Linked DNA regions of Homo sapiens: region 2 is linked to region 1. Evidence: read pairs that join two places in POLR2A ChIA-PET (ENCODE). Cell type or tissue: GM12878. All regions are shown on one strand. Links, peaks and the distances in the headings refer to the core of each region. The heading gives the core; the rest is flanking DNA. Region 1 overlaps KCNMA1 (potassium calcium-activated channel subfamily M alpha 1). Region 2 overlaps LOC105378372 (a long non-coding RNA gene).

Evidence for each region. ChIA-PET counts read pairs that join two places held together with the same protein. Peaks named below come from ENCODE experiments on the same cell type or tissue, not always from the same donor. Only the 100,000 strongest peaks of a DNase experiment are listed, where the experiment ranks them.
Region 2: POLR2A ChIA-PET joins it to region 1 with 5 read pairs; 2 of 35 experiments call an interaction of 5 or more read pairs at or near these places.

What each region holds. Positions count from the first base shown.
Region 1 is chr10:77,610,396-77,619,421 of GRCh38, reverse strand. The region is part of intron 1 of KCNMA1 (potassium calcium-activated channel subfamily M alpha 1); the gene reads left to right. Among named protein-coding and RNA genes, the nearest start is that of KCNMA1, 23 kb to the left of the region's middle. In GM12878, for the core only: no CTCF peak of the experiment used is centred there; a DNase peak (open chromatin) is centred at 5,491.
Region 2 is chr10:77,700,354-77,709,379 of GRCh38, reverse strand. LOC105378372 (a long non-coding RNA gene) reads left to right here. Exons shown (of 2, transcript XR_001747510.2): 2 at 6,262-6,946. Among named protein-coding and RNA genes, the nearest start is that of KCNMA1, 67 kb to the right of the region's middle. In GM12878, for the core only: no CTCF peak of the experiment used is centred there; no DNase peak of the experiment used is centred there.

The sequences.
Region 1 (9,026 bases), core at 2,582-7,581:
AATGCTACTTCTTAGGGAAGTTGGCCACTACAGGGGGAAGAGCGAGAGTGAGAGGAAGCATGTGCGTGGGCATACGAGAGAGAGAGAGAGAGAGAGAGAGAGAGAGACAGACAGACAGAGAGACACTACTGGGGCACCACGCATATGTGTGAAGATGCCATCATGGAAGTGGATCCTCCAACCCCAGTTGACATAGATTGGAGATGAACCCACCAGCTGATCCCTCTATGAATTCCTTACTTAAAAGTCATAAACAAAATGAAATGATTGTTTTAAGCCACTACATTTTGGGGTAATTTGTTACATAGCCATGGATGACTGGAACAAATAATTACTATTTAGTGAAGTCCTTTCACAAGGTCCAGCTCCTGCCCTCTTTCTAGGTTCCTCTTAACATCTTCCCAAGCTCTCCACACCCAGCCACTTAGGACTTCCTTCATTTCGTTAAACCTTTTGATTTTTACCTCTGGGCCTTCACACATGCTGTTCACACTGCCGGACTTCTCTTTTCTTGTCCTCCTTCTCCCCTTCCACTTAGCTGACTCCTGTTTATCCAGGGATGTGCTGGTAAGTGATTAACAACGGGATTTCTAGAGAAGAAAGTCCCTATGTACGGTGTTCGTCAATTCCTATGGTATAAATATTCCTGCCCTGGCTGGTTTGAAGATACCAGTGTGATGTCACAGAACATAGGGTATTGTTATCCATGATTGGCAGTTGTGGAAACTGAAGCCCAGAGCAGTTCAGTCACTTTTCTGGGTAGATCCCAGGCAGATATGGCCTCTGATATGCTTGGCCTTTGAGACCATGCTCTTTCCTGTTCTCCTGAAGAACCAGTAGCTATGAGCACAGGTAATATTGCTGCTGGGCCATCCTGTTTCTTCTAGACGAGTAGTCTTCCCTCTGCATTTCTTGAGTTGCTGCAGGCTTTACCTTATGCTTACCATACCTGGCCAGTTGCCAGTTACCACACCACGCTGCTGGTTTCTCTCCTGGACCATATTTATGGTATCTAGACTCTGGTGTGTGCAGTGGCGATGGAATCATTGAGGCAACAGGGACCTGTGAGTCCATCTTGAGGTTTGATAAACTGTGTATTAGTCAGCTAGGCCACCTCTGTAACAAGAGGTCAACATGTCAATGACTTAATACAGCAGAAGTTTACGTATTGCTCATACAAAGTACCATTGATGGTGTGTGTGGAGGGTGCAGTGAAGACACACTTCAGACAGTCATTAAAGACCCCGGCTCCTTTCACTTGTGGACCTGAAATCTTCTAGGGGCCCCTGAAGGTCTCTGCTGGACCCTCTGCATCTGTCCGGATGATAGGGGATGAGAAGTAAGGATCATGAGGGGTAGTTTTGTAGGGGTAGTTATGGAAGTCATTCACATCACGTCTACCCACACAGTTCATTGGCCAGAACTTGATCACATGGTATTTTAACTGCAAGGGATCCTGGGAAATGTAGCACTGCACCCAGGAGATTGAAATAGATTTGGAGAACACCTGGACTGCTGAAGGGGCTCCCGAGTCCCACACTGAGGGCTTCTGCTGTCCATAGCTGGCTCTGCCAGAACCATTATCATGACCCAATGAGAAAACTGAATGTTTACTGGGTATTTGCTAGGTGTCAGACATGGTGTCAAGCACTTTATATGCATTATCTCAATCCTCTAAATCAGCCTATGATGTAGATACTATCTGTATTTTTCCCATTTTACAGATGTACAAAAACTGGGGCTTGCAATGGCTATGTGATGTCACTTGCCCAAGAGGCATCCTTAATAAGTGGCAGTACCAGCATTAGAACCCAGGGTTTTCTGTCTTCAGATTGTTAACTCTTACCCTCTTCCTATGCTGCTCTGGAGTGCCTTCAGCTCTGCCTCTTCTTATCCCTGTCTGCAGCTTGAAAGCTACTCAGCTTCTTAAACACCTTCAGGATAAAGGGACTAAGGGGCATAACTGCCTCCCTGCTTCATGTTTCAAAGAGATTGTCACTGGTTTACGTTGGCCCTAATTCAGGGGTGGTGAATTGACAGTAGTTACCTGAGCCTGCCCTCATGATTTGAATGCATCATCTCCCAGTCTGCCCTCTCCCACTTTGAATCTTACCTGGCGTGGCTCTTTGCCTGGAGCATTGAGAGTGGAAGGCTCATGGATGACAGAGGCTGCTTCCCGGGTTTCTTGTCTCACTCCTGTGGTGATGTGCTTCACCTTGGAAATGCACTTCACTGTAGCCCCTTCTACCCATGTCCAATTTTATGTCTCAGCAAAGTAAGTTCAACAGTTCACTGCTGAGAAAACAGGGTCTCAAACGTGAGTAGTAACATAAGTAATACGGTTGCCTTTCTAAAATCCAATGGACCAGAATTGTAATGTCTCAATGAGCAACGTCTCTCATTCTAGATAGTTCAGTGTGGTCATCAGGGACATGCCCTCTGGAGCCAGCCTACTCAGGCTTAAATCATAGTTGTGTTGCTTGCTGACCTTTGGATCTTGGGCAAGCCACTTCACCTCTGCATGCCTCAGTTCACTCACTTGGAAAGTGGGAATAAAATAATACTGAAAACGCCCTCAAACAGTTCCTAGTATCAAATTGGCTTTTTTTTTTTTTTGAGATGGAGCTTCACTCTCGTGCCCAGACTGGAGTGCAGTGGTGCAGTCTCGGCTCACTGCAACCTCCACCTATCAGGTTCAAGTGATTCTCTTGCCTCAGCCTCCCGAGTAGCTGGGATTACAGGTGCGCACCACCATGTCCGGCTAATTTCTGTATTTTTAGTAGAGACGGGGTTTCACCATGTTGGCCAGGCTGGTCTCGAACTCCTGATCTCAAGTGATCCACCCGCCTCAGCCTCCCAAAGTGCTGGGATTACAGGCATGTGCCACTGCACCCGGTCTTCAAATTGACTTTCAAATGCTGGGAGATGTCACCCCACATTATCCTCCTGCTGCCTGGGGTTGTTGGGAGGATCATGTGTTAAATGCTGAGGGTAGCACTTGCTACAAACCAAGGGCTAGGAAAGTGTTAGTTATTACTGTTACTTTCATTTGGTCATCTTTGGGAGACTGTGACATTTTCCCCTAATGTGGGCATTGACAATAACCTCCTAGGTCATTGGTCACTCTGTTTCTGGTAAGTCTCCACTCTAGTCCATCCAGGTTGGATTGCACGTCTGTGGAATGTCCACCCCCTGCTGGAATGTAGCATCTCTGAAGCCTAGGACTCTGTGCCTTCCATCTTTGCATCCACAGTGCAACATTTTGAATGTTCATTTTGGTCTCTTAAATTCAGTCTTGTGAGGCTCTTAGCCTAGTTTGGAATTGGTCAAAGGCGGGTTTGAGTCCTGGCTCTACCTTGCATTAGCTTGGTGGTTGTGGCCAATTTACTTAACCTTGCAAAGCTCACTTTCTTCATTGGTAAACTGTGAATACTAAAAATACCAGCCACGTAAAGGTTTTGTGAGTATAATAGCATTTAGCATCTTGTAAGTCCTCAATAAATGGCCCTGTTATGATGAAGTTGGCCTTTATTTTAGATCCCTCTCCTTTGTCAATATAACCAGGATTGTGCTGAACTGAGGGACAGGAGACCACTGGAAGGGGCAGGGTAGCCAGGGGCCAACAGTGAGCACCAAGACGGACAGTGAGGTAGTGCTAAAGATGGAGGCAGAAAGTAGGGTTGGAGGAAAATGGGGTGAGAAATGCTCCCTTCCCTCTGCCTCTCATCACCCACGGCACACCCCTATACCACTATAGGAAGGACGAGGGAGAGGGGAATGGAGAGAGAGGAAAGGAAGAATTTTGCAGTACGAGATGTCAGGCATTGAAAGGGTTAACTCAGGGGCGAGGCCTCAGTTTGCCACCTGTAAAACGGAGGATTGGATGAGGCCATTCTGAGGGTCCCTGGTGGCTCCAGCAGTCCCTTGCATTTTTATAAGAATTGTGATTGTGCTCCTGCCTGTTCTGCCCCTACACCACCCACCTTCTGCAGCCTCAGGCAGTTGGAGATGATGTCAAAAGGAACAGAAGGGGTGGAAAGTGCTGGAGGGCATGGAATGGTTTCTCCCAGAAGGCTGAGGGTCTGAAAAGAGGCTTAGAAGCCTGGTAGCCAGAGCAGGACGGACCTGGTGGACCCATCTGGTGATCCTGGGGCTGCTCTGGGGCCTGGTGAATGGTGAATGGACCAGAGGCACCTTTTGGGCTCTGAACAAAGAAGAAAGGCCAGGCTCCAGACCCAGCCCTCCTGCCTGGTGGGCTTTTTAGTTGGCACTTTCCCCTATTTAGGAACCTGTGCTACTCTGATAGGCTGAGGCAGCCCAGGCGCCTGTGTTAAGGTTGCTTAACATCTGGTATTTGTCTCCAGACTCTTTTCTCTATCAGGGATTATGTGTTCTGAGGCACCCAAAACATCTTTCTGTACACCAAGTTCCTTCATGAAGACTTCCGGGTCTTCTTTCCACTTCACACTCCCTTTTATCTCAAGCTTATTCTGCCACAGGCATTTGGTTAAGCAAATATGTTGCTCATTGGCAACTTGTCCCATACCTGGGCCAGGTTATGAAGAGGATTCCAAGAGTGTCAGTCATGTGGTGCTTGCTTGGGGGAGCCCAAGCTGAGCTGGGGCTGGGTGAGGGATGGACAAGGGGGCTCCTTCCTCTGCTCATGCAGTGAGGTGGAAAGGGCATGGGGTTGGGGTGCAAGGACCTGGGTTCCTCTCTTGCCTCCCCTGTGTGGTCTTGGGCAAGTTGTCTACCCTCCTCATGCCTCAGTTTCCATTACATGTAGGGTGAAGACCACAGAGAAAGTTCCACCTAGCACATGAAAAATACTCAGTAGGTAATGGCTCCCATTTTTGTGATGTATCCAGGTAGAATAATGGCATTTAGCAGAAGTCAGTTTATTCAAGCTCACCTTTGAGTCTATCTTACACAAAGCACTGGTTAGGTGAGGGATGGCGATGAGCCCCGGAGAATTCCGCATGCTTCCCTTCTTTAGCTTTCCAGCTAGATTGTAAGCTCCTAACTGGATCCTTCAGGATTTGGCACACTCTGGTCTGTGGGCCACTGAGACAGGACATACATCTTCTTCATTTCTTTCTGTATTCCCAGCACCAAACACGTGGCATGTCTCTGGTGGGCATTTGGTAGATGGTGGGCGAATGAATGAACAAACGAGCATTCAGTAACCTCTTGCTGATGAATTGACTAATACTCCACACTGGTTACATTTATATTTTGGGCACTGAATCTCTTTGTTTTCTGGCTCTCTCAGGGTATTTAATTTTTTCTGGAAGCTGAGGTTGAGCCTTTCAGGCCACCTTTACCAGGTCCCAGGCTCCAAGTAGACTAGACACCCACCCAGGCCTGGGCAGTGGTAGGGAGGGTGTGACCCAGGCATTGGCCTGCAAATTTGCCCCAGCTCCTTCTTGCCAATGACTTGTCACAGGGCTCCTGAAGCCTCTCATGCCTGACTGCCTCAGAAGAAAGGGTATTTTGTGAGCTCTGTGGGTGTTAAGTGTTGAGGAGCAGTTCCCACCAGCAGACAGCCTTCACCTGTGTTTGATAAAATGACAAATTCATTTTTTTCTTCTCTACCCCATCCATCTCCTCTTTCCTTCCCTGTCTGAAGGGGCCTCTGTCAGGCCAGCCACCAGCTATCGTGAGAGGAGCCAAGTTCCTCATTGCCCTGTGCTGAACCGAACTGCAGCAAGTTGGATAGAGGAGGCAGTTTTGGCTTGAACGCAAACATCCTGTCGGAGAACAGAGTGATTATAGTTTTAGCTGCACACGGGGAAATAACAGCACAGAGGTGAATCATGGCATCTGTTTACTGCTAATTAACCCCTCCGTGTACACCAGTGTTGTATGTGAGCCGGCCTGCGGTCTGAACCGCCTCCTATAAGGAGGGCTCCCTTGGCAGCCAAAACCAGTTGGCCCAAATGCCTTGATAGGCTTCCTGCTTCACTTGTTGCCCATGTGGTCTGATTTTAGATAAAAGCATTGCTTTTGGGCCAGATAAGCTTTGAGTTCTTTAATGAAGCACTGTGTGTATTGGAGAGAGGCACAGAGCACCCAGAGCTGAAGCTGGTCAGTCCTGGTCGGCCACAGTTTATGGGGCTCCTGGGAGGTTTTAAACTCTGTGCTGCAACTGGGGAAGGTTGTGGGGGAAGGTTGGGTCCAGGGAGCTACTATTTATTGAGGGCTTACAATATATCACATTCTGAGCTGGCCACTTTACATCTTAGCTGGTAAAATTCTCACAGTGATCCTGAAGGACAAGTGTGGTTCAGGAGCTGAGACTCATAGAGGTTAAGAAATCACCTGGTGGTGGGGTTTTGGGGAGGGCCACACAGGCATCCCAAGAGGTAGAAGACAAGCTCAGACATCCAGGAACTTACAGACTTATTGTGTGTGAGATAGTTCCATACCATTTGTAATTTATTCCCAAAATAAACAGTTATTGAGCATCTATTGCATGCCTGTGCTCAGTGGGGGTGGGGGGAGTAGGGAGAGAGAATCCAGAAAGGAGTCAGCTCCAGCTTTGTCTTCCATAAGCAAATGGCTTAGAGGGGATTGTTCATTTTCACTGTTTTGTTTTGGGGCAAGGAGGTGTGTCAGGGAGGTGAGGAGGTAGAGTAGAGAATCATCCTCCACCGTGAAGTGAAGAGAGGAAGGTACCCCCACATTGGAAATATGCCTTGAGGACCAGAAGGAATTGACCAGTCTTTTGACTTTCATTTTTTAAAATTGAAGTCTAACATACATGTAGGGCATGCACAGACATAAGGTGTACAGGTTGGTACAATGTATGCGCCTGTGCAGCCGCCTGTTCTTGGAGGCAAGAGCCCTATGAGTTGCATGTGGTCTTCAGGCAGAATGAGGAGATGCCGACCACAAGCGCTCCTAGGAATTCAGAGGAAATGGAGCGCAATGAACCCCTCCAAATCTAGTTTCCACCAGAAGGGAGAGGAAGATGAATATTCATGGATCTTGATCTCTTTTTGCATCATTTACATTTTGCTTTCTCCAGATTTGAGGCTCCCCACCTGCCCCTGAGTTCTGAAGAATAATTGTTTCATGCATCACATTTTTACTGCATTGGGAGAAAAAGAGGGAAAAAGAAAATAAATTGGGAGAAGAAAAGATGATAGGACTTCTTGACTAGTTCAGCCAGTTTCGTGACCATGACCTAGAATGTGCCTGGGTCTTTGGCCATGTCCGTGAAATGTGCACATTATCTTTGGGATTTGCAGGAGCAAGGTCTGGTGCTGGGCTCTGATGTCCTGTGGCCTCCATATGTTCTTGGGAGGATGTTTTTGGATCTGGTTAGGTCCATGTGTTGGGAGCATTGGGAGCCAGGAGAAACCAGAATGCCACCAGGATTCCCATCTCTTTCTTCTCTGGACTCCTTTAGCTTGCACTGTTGCATTTCTTAAATCATGTCACTAGTCAAATATATACTTTACTGTTTTGTGGACCTTGATCTTGCCTTGCTGATTAGATTATGAACTCCTCTTTGGACTTATGATCAGAGTGCCTTGTCCTTCCCTGATGTGCTGTCCCCTGCGTACCTAGTCTTGTCTGAGCACACAGTACCTCGCCCCATGAATGCTTGCTGTGTGCACTGATTTTGCACACAGCAAGGGTTTTTGGTAAAGTTGTCTGTGGCTTGCCATTACAGGGACATAGGATTGGATCTAGATAAACCAGTAGAACAGTTTCTGTATCTAGACATCTGGGTGAACACTGGCCTTGGGGAACAGCAGAGAAGCTTGGAAAAAAAAATGATAATAAGTCACACTTAATGGAGAACTCGCTATGTGCCGGGCTGGGTATGAGGGACTTTACGTAGCTGAATCAGTGATAAGCTTTTGATTGCATGTAGCAGAAATGCTCACTTCAATGGGCTTAACATTAAAGGGACTCCATTGACTCATATAGTTGGAAAGGTGGATGACTTCAGATGAGCCTTGATCCGGTGGCTCAACGATGTCTCCATGGACCCAGTTTCTTTCTGTCACTCTAATCTGCTCTCCTTACAGTTGGCCTTGTCCTGAGGCTGGTTTGCCTCTGGGTTCACACATGGCTGCTGCAGCTCTGGAGGGCACATGCTGATCTGCTCAACCTTGTCAGGAAATAAATCACCTTTGCACCAGCATTCCTAGCACAGGTTCTGAGAGTTGCTGTAACTGAACTGGCTGAAGCCAGGGATTATTGTCAGTATCCTCAGAACCTTATGGATCTCAAATGGAAAACAAGGTCTGCAAGGAATGGGGAAGGTGGAAGTTTGGAAAGGAGTTAGCCAAAGTCCCCTACACATGGGTGGTTGCATTTAATCCTCATAGCATCCCTGTGAAATTGGCATGATTATCACCCCCATTTACAGACAAGGAAGCAGAGGCACAGAGAGGCCAAGTAATTTGGCTCAGTTCACATAGCTCATGGCTTAAGCCAGGAATTGAGCCTGGACAGTTGGACTCCAGAGCTTTGCTCTGCTAACCACTCCATGGCATTTTTCAATAAGTGCTTTTTTGTTTTTTTAATTGAGATAAAATTCCTTCTTTTAAAGTGTACATACAGTTCGGTAGTTTTTTAGCTTATTCGCAAAGTTGTGTAACCATCATTATTATCTACATTTTCATCACTCCAAAAGGAAGTCCTGTACCATTAAGCAGTCACTCCCTATTCCCTCTGCTCCCAGTCCCTGGCTGGTCTACTCTGTGTGGGCTCTCTGGATGTGCCTGATCTGGACACTTCATATAAGTGGAATCACACAATATGTGGCCTTTTGTGTCTGGCTTCTCTCACTTAGCCAATGGGAGTTTCTGACTAGGATCTACTGTGTCTGACCTCAAGGAATCTCCATTCCTATCTTTCCCAGCAGAAAAGAGACAGCACCGCTGGCCGACTCTGGAAGAAAGAGATTCTGTGCTAGAGAGAGAGAGAGCCTCCACCCTTGTACTCCGCTTACCTTTTGGGGCAGCCCGAGGCTGCGGCTCAGTGAGGGCAGCTATGGATATGCACAG
Region 2 (9,026 bases), core at 1,637-6,636, 91 kb before region 1:
TCCATGGTTCCTCATTGGCAGTTATTCTCAGCCCTAAGAAGAGGGTGTCCCTTGCTGGAGGTGATTCGGAATCATCATGACAGTGGGGCATGGAGGCTTTGTCATCCCAGCACTTTGGGAGACCAAGGTGGGAGGATCGCTTGAACCTAGGAGTCAGAGACCAGCCTGGGCAACATCATGAGACTCATATTTCTACAGAAAATTTAAAAATTAGCCAGATGTGGTGGTGTGTGCCTGTACTCTCAGCTACTCAGGAGGCTGAGACAGGAGGATCCTTTGAGCCCAGGAGTTTAAGGTTGCAGCGAGCTATGATCATACCACTGTACTCCGGCTTGGGCAACAGAACGAGATCTTGTCTCTAAAAAAATAAAAACAATAATAAAAGCAAAAAAGACAGGGAAAACAGAATCACTGAGACTTTTTGGTAAATGAGACTTCCCTGTTGGGAGTCAAGCTGCCCTGGGGAGTTAGCCTTAGGCATCAGAAGCAATAAAGGTAGAAAGCAGGCCCAAGCTCCATGAAAGGCCCGGAAGGACCCGTAAATCCAATCAACAAGCTGTATTAAACACCTTGCCTGTTCAAACTTAGGTCTGGTAACCATTTACTGGGTTTGCAATGTTATTATTAAAGTTCAAAAAAATGCCAGTGCCATCCCCATTGCCCCCACAATTTATACTTTTCTTCTCTTTGCAATATTTTCCATCTGCCTCCATTCTCTCTGACCCAAGACAAAAATAAGAGCCACCGTTTAATGAACATGTATAATATGGTTTGGCTGTGTCCCTACCCAAATGTCTTCTTGAATTGTAATCCCCATAATCCCTAGGGGGATACCTGGTGGGAGCTGATTGGATCATGGGGGCGGTTTCCCCCATGCTGTTGTAGTGATAGAGTGAGTTCTCATGAGATCTGATGGTTTTATAAGGGACTCTTCCCCCTAATCCTCACTCTTCTCTCTCCTGCCGCCATGTGAAGGACCTTGCTTCCCCTTTGCCTTGCACCATGATTGTAAGTTTCCTGAGGCCTCCCTAGCCACGTGGAACTGTGAGTCAGTTAAGCCTCTTTCCTTTATAAATTACTCAGTCTCCAGTATTTCTTTATAGCAGTGTGAAAATGGACGAATACGATGTATTGTGTGCCAGGCCCTGTATTAAGTACTTTATGAGCATTATTTCATTTAAGATTTCTGTGAGGTAGCATCATTATAATCACTTCCTTTTTATTTATTTTTTAATGAATTTTTGATTGTTGATTTTTGTTGGTATATAGCAAGTCTATATATTTACGGGCTGCATGAGATATTTTGATACAGGCATGAACTGAATACTAATCACAGCATGGAGAATGGGGTATTTATTACCTCAAGCATTTATCTTTTGTGTTACAATCCAATTATAATCTTTTAGTTATTTTTAAATGTATTAAATTATTTTTGACTATAGCCACCATATTGTGCTAGCAAATACTATGTCTTATTCATTCTAATAATATTTTTGGGTCTATTAACCATCCCCACTTCCCCTCACTCCCCCACTACCTTTCCCAGCTTCTGGTAACTATCCTTCCACTCTCTGTGTCCATGAGTTTCATTGTTTTAATTTTTAGCTCCCACACATAAGTGAGAACATATGTTTGTCTTTCTGTGCCTGGCTTATTTCACTTAACATAACGACCTTCAGTTCCATCCATGTTGTTGCAAATTATAGGATCTCATTCTTTTTTTGTAGCTGAATGGTACTCCATTGTGTATCTGTACATTTTCTTTATCCATTCATCTGTTGATGAACAACAGATGAATTTTGACTATTTCCAAATTTTCACTATTGTAAACAGTGCTGCAGTAAACATGAGAGTGCAGATATACTGATCTTTGATATACTGATATCCTTTCTTTTGGGTAAATACCTAGGAGTGGGATTGCTGGATCATATGGTAGCTCTATTTTTAGTTTTTTGAGAAACCTCCAGACTGTTCTCCATAGTGGTTGTACTAATTTATATTCCTACCAACAGTGGACAAGGGTTCTCTTTTCTCCACATCCTCGCCAGCATTTGTTATTGCCTGTCTTTTGGATAAAAGCCATTTTAACTAGTGTGAGATGATATTTCATTATAGTTTTCATTTGCATTTCTCTGATGATCAGTGATGTTGAGCACCTTTTCATATGCCTGTTTGCCATTTGTATGTCTTCTTTTGAAAAATGTCTATTCAGATCTTTTGCCCATTTTCAAATTGGATTATTTTATTTTATTTTTTCCTATAAAGTTGTTTGAGCTCCTTATATATTCTGGTTACTAATCTCTTATCAGATGGGTAGTTTGAAAATATTTTCTCCCATTTTGTGGGTTGTCTCTTCACTTTCTTTATTGTTTCCTTTCCTTCTCAGAATCTTTTTAACTTGATGTGATCCCATTTGTCCATTTTCGCTTTGGTTGCCTGTGCTTGTGGGGTATTGCTCAAGAAATCTTTGTCCATTACAATGTCCAGGAGAGTTTCCCCAATGTTTTCCTTTAGTAGTTTCATAGTTTGAGGTCATAGATTTAAGTCTTTAATCCATTTTGATTTGCTTTTGTATATGATGAGACTTAGAGGTCTAGTTTCATTCTTCTGCACATGGATATCCACCTTTCCCAGCACTATTTATTGAAGAGACTGCCCTTTCCCCAATGTATATTCTTGGCACTTTTGTCAAAAATGAGTTCACTGTAGATATGTGAATTTATTTCTGGGTTCTCTATTCTGTTCCACTGGTTTATGTGTCTGTTTTGATGCCAGTACCATGCCGTTTTGGTTACTATAGCTCTGTAGTAAAATTTGAAGTCAGATAATGTGATTCCTCCAGTTTTGTTCTTTTTGCTTAGGATAGCTTTGATTGTTGTGTGTCTTTTGTGGTTCCATGTAAGTTTTAAGATTGTTTTTCTATTTCTGTGAAGAATGTCATTGGTGTTTTGATAGGGATTGCATTGTGTCTGTAGACTGCTTTGGGTAGTATGAACCTTTTAGTAATATTGACTCTTCCAATCCATGAACATGGAATATTTTTCCATTTTTTTGTGTCCTCTTCAATTTCTTTAATCAGTGTTTTATAGTTTTCACTGTACAGATCTTTTATTTCTTTGGTTAATTATTTGTCGCTATTGTAAATGGGATGATTTTCTTAACTTCTTTTTCAGATTGTTTGCTGTTGGCATATAGAAATGCTATTGATTTTTGTATGTTGATTTTGTATCCTGCAACTTTACTGAATTTGCTAATCAGTTGTAATAGTATTTTGGTGGAGTCTTTAGATTTTTCTGACTATAAGATCATGTCATCTGCAAATAATGATAATTTGACTTCTTCTTTTCCAATTTGGATGCCTGTTTTTTCTTTCTCTTGTCTGATTGCTCTAGCTAAGACTTCCAGTACTATGTTGAATAACAGTGGTGAAAGTGGGCATCCTTGTCTTGTTCCAGATCTTAGAGGAAAAGCTTTCAGTTTCTCCTCATTTGCTATCATCACCTCCTCTTTAGAGATGAGGAATCTGGTATACAGAGAACATAAGTAGCGTGTCTGAGGTTACATTGTTAGGTTACATCCAGAGCCTGATTCAAAACCAGGTCTGTTAGACTCCACTGAATTGTGTTCCACAAAGTAAGGAGATATTTTTTGGTTTTTTATTGTCCCTTGTATTGATCCGATGTGGCTAGGATTGTTCACCTGACTTTACGTTGACCATACTGTTCTCCCCAAAAAGCTGGCCAGTTTGTGTTTTGTTCCTCCTGTCCTTCTGCCTAATAAACTTTGGGAAACCTAAGTGTCCCCAAAAAAGCTGCAGGCAAGTCAACTGCTGTGGCCTCCACTTTTGGCTCAGGGTCAGCCCCTCTCAGTCATAGCAGGACTCAGCCCACCTACAGGCAGTGACATCAAAACATTGGGTTGGAAGAGGCTCTGAGGTCAATAGACGGAAATGGAAATGTTTCTTCCCTTTGGCGTTTATTTTCTGGGCGGCAGGCCTTAGGGAGGAATTGTGGGAGGTGAAGGATTCATTCTTTCTAGCATCAGACTGGTTTAGTGGGCTTCTTTGCCACTTCTTCAGTCCAGTGGTGATTGCCCTGTGCCAGGTCAGACAAGAGGGAGGCCCAAGGACATCCAGGGAGCAGCTGTTCCCAAAGTCATGGTGACAACACCCTTTCTTTTTTTATTTTTATGTTTTTATTTTATTATTTTTTTTGACATGAAGTCTCGCTCTTGTTCCCCAGGCTGGAGTGCAATGGCGCTATCTCGGCTGACTGCAACCTCCGCCTCCCGGGTTCAAGCGATTCTCCTGCCTCAGCCTCCTGAGTAGCTGAGATTACAGGTGCCCGCCACCATGCCCGGCTAATTTTTGTATTTTTAGTAGAGACAGGGTTTCTCCATGTTGGCCAGGCTGGTCTCAAACTCAGGTGATCCACGTGCCTCAGCCTCCCAAAGTGCTGGGATTACAGGTGTGAGCCACCGCGCCCGGCTGACAACACCCTTTCTTTTGGGGATCCTTCCTGTCTTGCCCACTGCCCCCCTGCCAACAATAATCTCACTTCCCTGTCTTCTAGGAAAGGAGCAATAACTCAGTAATAATAAAGAATAAGTGACTATCAATGTTGAGTAGCTCCCTGCTCCCGAGGGGTGGTGAGGGGTGAGACAGGAGCTGCATCTCAATTGTAAAGTTGAAGGAATTACCATAACTTCTGGAACTTCAAATGTCAGTGAGTGGCTTGGGGAAAGGATATCCTAGGTTGGATGCTGATGCTGCTAGTAGTCACAAAGTATTCTCGACCTTTTTTTTTTTTTTTTTTTTTTTTTAGCTTTTAGGTTTAATTTACAAATGCCAACCTTCAGGCCCATATTCAATGGGTTCTCACCAGACTCACTCCCAGTCTCCTTGGTCTATGCACTCTGAAAACAGCTCATTAGTTTCCTCCAGGTGTCTCCCTCCAGGGATTCCACTTAGCAGGTGGAATCCCCATAAAAATCCAACTGTTGGGTGCTTGGTTTTGAGTGCCACTAGCCTGATAAGCCCAAGATCCCCTGGTATGATTTCGGGAGGCCATGGGCACCGCCCTTTTAATGTCATCCCCAAAGCTTTGACTACATCCCAGGGTGGCTTTAGACTGATGTAACAAAATACCATAGACTGAGTGGCTTATAAACAGCATAAATTTATTCCTCACAGTTCTGGAGGTTGGGAAGTCTAAGATCAAGGCACTGGCAGATCTGGTGTCTGGTGAGGACCTGCTTGCTGGTTCATAGATGGCACCTTCTGGCTGTGTCCTCACATAGTGGAAGGGGCAAGAGGTCTTTCTGGGGTCTCTTTTATAAGGGCACTAATCCCATTTGGAAGGGCTCCACCCTCATGACCTAACCACCTACCAAAGGCCTCATTGCCGCATACCACCACATTAGGGATTAGTTTCAGCATATGTATTTGGGGAGGATACAAACATTCAGACCATGGTGCATCTGTAGTGTGGACAACTCCTTTTCAGTCATCAGAACACCTTCTGCTTGCCTATCCTTGCAGGCATTATGGCCCAATGAGAAGGAAACTGAACTCAGACCAAGGAAACTTGGGTTTGAGTCCCATCCTTGTCACCATTTTTCTATCATGTGATGTTGAGCATTCAACATCCTGGCTCTCAATTTCCTCAGCTATTATAACTCTTGACCACTTTGAGAGGTTTTTTGTCAGGATCAAATAAGATAATATAAATAAAAGTAATTTTACATAATTTTAAGCTGAATAGCGATTAGGATGCTTGCAGCAAACAGGCAAAATAAAACAAAACCAAGACTGGCTGTCTTAGTCTGTTTTACACTGCTCTAACAGAATACCTGAGACTGGATAATTTATAATGAACAGAAATTTATTGGCTCATAGTTCTGAAGGCTGGGAAGTCCAAGATCAAGGTGCTGGCCTCTGACGAGGACCTTCTTGCTGTGTGACCACATGGCAGAAGGTGGGAGGACAAAGACAGGGCAAGACAGAAACACAAAAGGGACCAAATATGCCCTGTCATAAGGACATTAATTCCACCCATGAGGGCAGAGCCCTCACAGCCTAATCACCTCTCAAAGGCCTCCCCTCTTAATACTGTTACAATTAAATTTCAACATGCATTTTGGGGGAGACAAACATTCAAACCATAGCACTGGCTTAAATAATAAAGGAGATTTATTGGGTCCTATAAGTGAAAAGTCCAGACTGGACACATTGACACTATGGTTTCTCTGTGTGTCTCTCAGCTCTGTCCTTCTCCTGGTGCTGGCTTCATCCTGAGGCTTGAGCTGTGGTGGCTTCAGGATTCATAGGTTCTCACAACAACCCCGGTAAGAGAGACTCTTGAGAAGGAGGAGCAGTTTCCCCGAAGCATCCACCAAACCTACCCTTGTATCTCATGGGCCCGAATTGGGACATATATCTGTTGTGCTCTCTGAAGACACTCCCAGTAAATGGGACTTCTAAATTTTGATATATAAAACAAAAGAAGAAAATATGACCTCTACTTCTAATACTGTTGGAGGCTATAACCTAGTTATACAGTGGAAATTGAGGTCCATAGAGATTAAGTTATATGCCTAAATTATATTGCAGAGTGGAATTTAAACTCAGGTTGTTGACTGCAAAGTCTCTAATTTTTCTTTTTCCCAGTTTACCTCTTTTTAAAATATGAGCATATCTGTAATGTTTTTGTAAGAATGACCATGTTCAAACCCATGTTGTTTAAAGGTAAAGAAAAAAAGGATGACCATGTCTATCAAAAAATTCAATGTAGAAAAGTTCAGAGAAGTAAGTAAAAGTAAACTGAGATCTCCTATCCGATGATAAACCACAAATACATTGGTAAACATCCTTCCAAATGTAACACTGCATAAAATCACATGTAAGTGTACAACTTAATAAAAATGGAGTCATATTCTACATGACTAAGACTGCGAATTGCCTGCCAAGTGTATATTCTCATCTTCTCCTGTGGTAACAGGGCTCTTGGCCACATGCCCAGTAGAAAAAGTTCTTTTCTAGGCTCCCTGACAGATAGGAGTGGGACGTGGCTCAGTAGGAGTCCTGGTAAAAGCTATTGTGTCCCTTCTCTGGGATCCCCAGACATGACATGATGGCTGAAGCTCCAGTAGCCATAATGTAGCCTTGAGGGTAGAAGCCACCTTCTAAGGATGGCAGAATAGAAGGACTGAAGGATCCTGAGCCTCTCATAGTTTCAAGGAGCTGCCACACAAGCATAACCTGTCTATCTCCAACTTCTTTTATGTCAGAGAATAAACCATTAGTCTGTTTCAGCCATTAGGCTTTAAAAACTATGTACCTTATGCACATTTTAAAGTTGAAATCTAAAATTCTTAATAAGTTTAAATAGTTTCAAATAATGTAATTCTGACTTACTGAAACTGTTAACATTCTAAAACTGTCACATCATTCTTTAAAGTGCATTCAGAGGAGGCTGGGCGCAGTGGTTCATGCCTGTAATCCCAGCACTTTTCGAGGCCGAGGCAGGAGGATTGCTTGAGCTCAGGAGTTCGAGACTAGCCTGGACAACATGGGCAACCCTGTCTCTACCAAAAAATATAAAAATTAGCTGGGTGTGGCAGCTCACACCTGTAGTCCCAGCTACTCAGGAGGCTGAGATGGGAGGATCGCTTGAGCCCAGGAGCTCGAGGCTGCAGTGAGCCCTGATTGTACCACTGCACTCCAGCGTAGGTGACAGAGCGAGACCCTGTCTCAAAAAACAAAGTGTATTCAAAGAAATATAAATTTTATAATAATCTGATATTCACTATCATCTACTTAAAAATACATGAATAAGGCCGGGCACAGTGGCTCACGCCTGTAATCCCAGCACTTTGGGAGGCCGAGGCGGGTGGATCACGAGGTCAAGAGATTGAGACCATCCTGGCCAACATGGTGAAACCTCGTCTCTACTAAAAATACAAAAAGTAGCTGGGCATGGTGGTGCACGCCTGTAGTCCCAGGTACTCAGGAGGCTGAGGCAGGAGAATCGCTTGAACCCGGGAGGCAGAGGTTACAGTGAGCCAAGATCATGCCACTGCACTCCAGCCTGGGTGACAGAGCAAGATGCTGTCTCAAAAAAAACAAAAACAAACAAAGAAAAAACACAAAAAACAAAACCATGAACAAAACCTCCTTTAACGGTTTAATTTTAGATCGTTCATTTTTCTGCTTGAACTCTTATTTTCATTTTGTGTATCTTATAGGAATTCAACCTAACATACTTTTATGCTTGAAAGTCTTTTATAGATTACATTTGCCAATGTTTCTACAATAAAATTCCATACACAGGAACACATACATTAAAATCCTTTCTTATTTTGTGCGACCATACATCTCTGAGGATTAAAATTTTGTCCAAATTAAGCTACATTACAATTTTAATGAATATACAATTGAGAAAAAAGTATTTTAAAATTTTATAAATAATAAACATAAACATAAATTGAGAAATGCATTTCTTAATGAGATGAATGGAGTATTTTTCTTCAACTAATTGGTTTGTTCATTCATGGTTGAATATTACATACTGCTAGAATGAAACAGGATTCAGCTAGTCTTCCTATTAATTGTTTTTGTAGATGTTAGCACTCAGAAACCTTGTTCATGTAAATAAGTAAATAAAAATGGAATATGTTTTATTATAGCACTGTCATGATTCTTTGAACTTTTTATGAATTGCATGCTAAAATTGCATAATGATATATCATCAAAACCATTTTTAATATTCTGTCAGCTAATAGTTTGATTAAGCCTTCCTTTAATTTTCTTGAAAGCAAGGAATTAGAAATCATTGGCTTCATAGGATTTGCAACCCAATCGTTAGAGTAATTCACGTTCTCAGTTTCTGGGAATTGTATCAAAAAGGCTATGCACCAAAACCTATCAAATGACTATTAATTACCTTCTCATTCCTTTACACAGGGGCACTTGTTTAAACTGCTATTCACAAAACGTGTTGGGAGATATCCAAACATAAATTTCAATT